Regions from separate parts of the Homo sapiens genome. Here region 1 is linked to region 2. Evidence: read pairs that join two places in POLR2A ChIA-PET (ENCODE). Cell type or tissue: OCI-LY7. All regions are shown on one strand. Region 1 overlaps KLF13 (KLF transcription factor 13). Region 2 has its middle 130 kb from the start of KLF13.

Region 1 (2,500 bases), 120 kb after region 2:
TTGAGCTGGCTATTAATACCATCTGGAGCCATTTTCATTCAAAAGAAAATCAGGGTGTCTTGTCTGTTTGGGGAAAGGAGCACCTAGGCCTCCTCCAGGTGGTCCTTTGACTTCAAAAGCCTTCCAAAGCTGAACCCAACCCCCAACATCTCTCCAGTCAAGGAAGCTGGAAGATGGAGTAGAAACCAACCAGGTGGACAGAAGGGGCTGAGCCTGGCCGCCCACCTTAACCATGTGATCCTGCAGTAGGACAGGCTAATATCCCATGCCCTCCCCCCCCCATGAGGCGATGGAAGTGCCCAGTATCACCTGTGCCATATTTTGGACCAAAATTTGTTTAAACCAGACCTGATCACGGGAAACAATCAGACCAATCCACATTGTGAGTTGTTCTACAAGACAACTGGCTTTGGGCCTTCAAATGCCAGCGTAACATAATAAAGGACCAAAAGATGGGAAACTATCCTAAACTAAGGGAAACTAGAGAGGACAACCAAATGCAATGTGTGATTAACTGGATCCTGAATCCTATACTGGACATTTTAGGAATCACTAGGGGAACTGAATATGGACTGCGTATCAGATAATATATAATATTTAAAGAGAGAGGCGAGATGGAAAAGGGAGAAAAATATAGACAAAAAATTAATTTTTCTTTCTTTAGAAAGAAAAAGAGAAGGAGGAAAGGAGAAAAATGTGGCAAAATATTACCCAATGACCCTATGGGAAGAGTATAGGAGTGTTCACTATACTACTCCCTCAACCTTTAAGAAGCAGCAAAAATCTGTGCGGGAAGCCGTGTGCTGGGGACATCCAGATTTCTACTACCACAGGGCCCTGCTCACCTGCAGTGACCTGAAACACTGGTCCAGACAGGAGTGGCAGTAGGACACAGCAGGTACACCCACCTCGGGGGCGGCTGCCCAGGCTCAAGCCCCAGCTCCAATCCCTGTTCCACCCTCACTTACTGTGTGACCTTGGGCATGATTCCTAAAGCACTGGAGCCTTAGCTTCCTTATTTGAAATTTAGTATTAATAATAGAGCCTACTTCATAGGGTCCTTGTGAAGATTAGATAGCTTGATGTAAACTAACACAAACAGAATGATGCCTGGCCCCTAGAGCAAACAGTCTGGAAGTCTTAGGATTGTGAAAGTTGAGTGTACTATTCTAGAAGTTTTTATTTTTAAAACTATTTTAATTGCTTCCTGAAAGCACAAACTGAACACACTTCACAGTGCCATGGTATCTCAAGATCCCTGCTAGAGTGTTCATTATTCCAGGGTCTCTCATGCAGACCTCAGGGATTGCTGCGGAGAAACATGTGCCTCTCCACAAATGGCCCCATGCTTGTTCCAGTGCTGGTTGACTGTAGGGCTTCTTCATGACCCATTTAAACACACACACTTACACATGCATATGTTAACAACCTGCTGGTTTGTTTCTTCCCCTGCCTTTAGCTGCCATCCATGTCTTTTGCCCTTCCCCAGTAACCAATCAGATTAAAGCTATGTGTAAAGTGGGAGCACACAGGATCTAAGGGCAGGAGGCTGTCAGAAGCTTGAGAATTGGGCTTCAGGGCACCTACTCAGAAGGATCAGGCCCCCATCTCTGCTGTGTTCCAGACATGTGAAGCCCCAGACACAGGCTACTGGTTTAATGAACTGCGTCCTATCAGTTTGCTCAGGCAGCACAGCTTCCAGCCTTCTTTCAGCGAGGGGGAAGGGGGGAGTGGAGATGGCGCCACACCAGCCCCCATCCTACTGCTCCAGGGCTGAGCGCCCACCACACACTTTCCAATCTCTGTAAAACCAGAACTGAAGATGGCCAAGAGAGCCAGCCACCAGGCGTGCGGGAGTGACAGTGGTTTTGCTGGTACTGTTTTAAACGTTCTCAATGTTCTCACACATGCAAAAGGAGAATTGGGAGAAGGAAACATTTTCAAGAAGGTGGAGTCGTGACACAATAGGTCTCTCCCTCAGAGCGGGGACTAACAAGTGTGGTCTCTTTCCTTGAAAAACATAACACAGTAACTCCACAACACATTTAACCAACACTTATCAACCCTGTCAATACCACCACTAGGTCTCAATCCTACAGAAATGCCAGCTCCTCTGCACCAAGACACACACACACCAGAGTCCACTACTACACAACTTGTAATAGCAGAAAAAACAAAAAAAAGGCAATGTAGCTGTCCTTTCCATAAGTGAAGGGTAAATAAGTTACAATGCAGCCATATAACCACATCTTGGAATACCATGCGGCTGTGAAAAAGAATGAAGATGCCTCATTTAAGCAAACACATGGAACAAAATGCCAGCAGTGAGATACTTGCTAGGATCCTATTTAAGTATGTTTCAAAATGTCTACGTGGACACACACATATGCATATGTGCAAATCCATCTAGAAGGTCTGTAAAGAAAAACACCAACGCGGGGTAACAGTGGTTTGGTGGTGGTGCAGGCTGGCACCTCCCATGCTGCATACATTTCTGCAT
Region 2 (2,500 bases):
AGGCTAATGATTCCGAAGCTTCCACACAGGTACACTGGGCTTGAACAAACAAGTGAAGGCATGCTGGGTGGTTAGAGCCAGTGTCTCAGTGTGGCGAGTGTGGAAGGGGGGTTATGGATCAACAGTGGGGGCGGGAATGAGTCCTGTAGGGCTGGCCTTGAGTCTGAGATATCAGTGTGAATCCAGGCTTAGTTCAGTGGACAAAGAGGGACAGAGAGAAATCACTAAAGGCACAGGATATGATATGGTTTGGATGTGATCCCAATGTGATCCCCAATGTTGGCAGATCTCCCATGAATGGCTTGGTGACTCCTCACAGTAATAAGTGACTTCGTGCTGTCAGTCCACACGAGAGGTGGTTGTTGAAAAGAGCCTGACACCCCTCCCCTCTCTCTTGCTCCCTCTGTGGCATGTGACGCACCAGCTCCCACTTTTCCTTCCACCATGACTGAAAGCTTCTTGACATCCTCACCAGAAACAGATGCTGGCTCCATGCTTCTTGCACAGCCTGCAGAACCATGAGCCAAATGAACTTTTTTCTTTATAAATTATCCAGCCTCAGGTATTCTTTTATGGCAATGCAAATAGACTAACATGATATACAAATGGGTGAGTACACATACATATGTGTCCTAGCTCTGTCCACTAAGAGAGGCTAGAGCAACAACTCTCCAGTGGCCAGGAGAACACCCAGCGCCCAGGTCTTGGGCTCTATACCATTTTCCAATCAAAGGAAACAGGATCCCTGGAGAAAGGAGAAATCCAGGAAAGAAAGGCAGAGGCTGCAGCATATCTCTGCTTCCCTTCAGCCTGAGTTGGGGGAGACCCCCAGGGTTGCCCCAGGTCTAGCTGGAGCTCATTTTGTCATATGCTTCAACTCAGGTCCATCCCTTCAAAGTCAGTGACACCACTCATCTGTGCTGCCATCAGAGGGACTTTGACAAAATGGGACTAGACCTGCCCTGAGGCCCCTAACCTAGAAAATCTCCGCACTCCCTTCACCCCAGCCTGCAGGGTCCTAAAGCCGGCTAGGCCTGCTCTGCATGGTTCACCAGGCCACCTCGTGGGACGCAGCTTTGCATGAAGAGGCCATTGGTTTTCTTCCTCCGCAGTTGCACCTGGAATCTCTGCCCACAAAAGCTAAGGGGGAGAAAATGGCCAGTCCAGGTGTCGCACAGCTGCAGGCAGAGATCCTGGCGGACCCCTTCTGTAACCAGAAGGCACCCTGTGGGGGGCTCCCTTTTGTCTTGGGGCACCTCCACCTCTACTTACAGCTGCCTGTGCCCCTGCGGCAGGCAGGGCAGGTTGGGAAAAATAGGTCCCAGCTGAGTCACACTCTTAGCTCCAGCCCAGACGGCTTCTTGGGCCAAGGCTGCTTCGGGCTGTGCTGTGCAGTACAAGAGTCTGGGTTTGTCTGGAATCCACAGTAAATAAAAAGGACATTCCCAAATGGCTCATGAAAATAACTTGCAAACACCAGGGAGAAAATAGATCATCTTAAGGAAAAAACAAAACTCCTAATCCACACTTCCTTCCCAGGCTCACTTTTTCCCAAAGAGATGTTTTTATAAAGTCATGAATGGGTTTTAAACACATATAGTAGAAGGACGGTGAAAGCAGGCTTAAAAGGGATGAAATGCTGATTTAGTTAAAAGAGAGTGATGCAGAGAACTGGGGTTTGGACACCCATTCCCGAGGAGCCACAGCCTGCAATGTGCCACGTGTCCCTCCAGACACCCAAGGCCATATGCGCATGCGTGAGGATATTTGTGTGAGTGCTTTGTACATGTGGGAGCATGCTGTGCACATGTCCAAATATCTTGATCACAGAATCCTGCTTTCTGGAAAGACACATGCCATTGTGTGAATGGATGATACTTAAGTCATCCTGTTTGGTGGGCATTGGGTGTTTCCTGACTTTTGTCACAAACACTGCTTCAGTGAACACATTTGTCATTGTCTTTACTCAATCATGAGCACATTTGCAGAATAAAATCCTACAGAAGAAATCACTGAGTCACATGTGTGCAAACACAGTTTGTTTGAGTGATGTTGCTGGAGCCGTGGGGAGTCGAGGTGGGCAGAGCCCAGCGAGGGGTCCACACCAAAACTGGCCAGACACCAGCCACAGGGCCTCTGACCTCGGCCACACTCCCCAGGGGGCACCAGAGGAGCAGCGCCAGCATGCCCCGAAGACAGGACGAATGCCCACAGTCAGCACCACCATAGGGAGGAGGAGCAGAGGAGGGCTGAGGAGACTCAGGCATCTGAATAAGACTGAGATTCCCATTAGGCTTTGCCCATCCAGGACCAGCTGAGAGGACCAGAAGCAGTGCTGAGTCCAATTGCCCTGTAGACCCTCCAGCCTGAGGAGCAAGGTGCAGTGGATGGGGACAACTGTTCCAGAAGTATGAGTGGGAAGCAGCTGCATTCATCTGCATGTAGGAGAAGCAGCCACATTCCCCTGTACCTGGAGTCTCAGCTGGAGGTCCACAGTATC

Evidence for each region. ChIA-PET counts read pairs that join two places held together with the same protein. Peaks named below come from ENCODE experiments on the same cell type or tissue, not always from the same donor. Only the 100,000 strongest peaks of a DNase experiment are listed, where the experiment ranks them.
Region 1: POLR2A ChIA-PET joins it to region 2 with 5 read pairs; 12 of 35 experiments call an interaction of 5 or more read pairs at or near these places.

Annotation. Positions count from the first base shown.
Region 1 is chr15:31,331,734-31,334,233 of GRCh38, reverse strand. All of the region lies in intron 1 of KLF13 (KLF transcription factor 13), which reads right to left. Among named protein-coding and RNA genes, the nearest start is that of KLF13, 6.1 kb to the right of the region's middle. In OCI-LY7, no CTCF peak of the experiment used is centred here; no DNase peak of the experiment used is centred here; H3K4me3 peaks cover 1,005 bases; H3K27ac peaks cover 1,183 bases.
Region 2 is chr15:31,456,628-31,459,127 of GRCh38, reverse strand. No RefSeq gene overlaps it. Among named protein-coding and RNA genes, the nearest start is that of KLF13, 130 kb to the right of the region's middle. In OCI-LY7, a CTCF peak has its summit at 1,152; DNase peaks (open chromatin) are centred at 1,077 and 1,747; H3K4me3 peaks cover 2,324 bases; H3K27ac peaks cover 2,500 bases.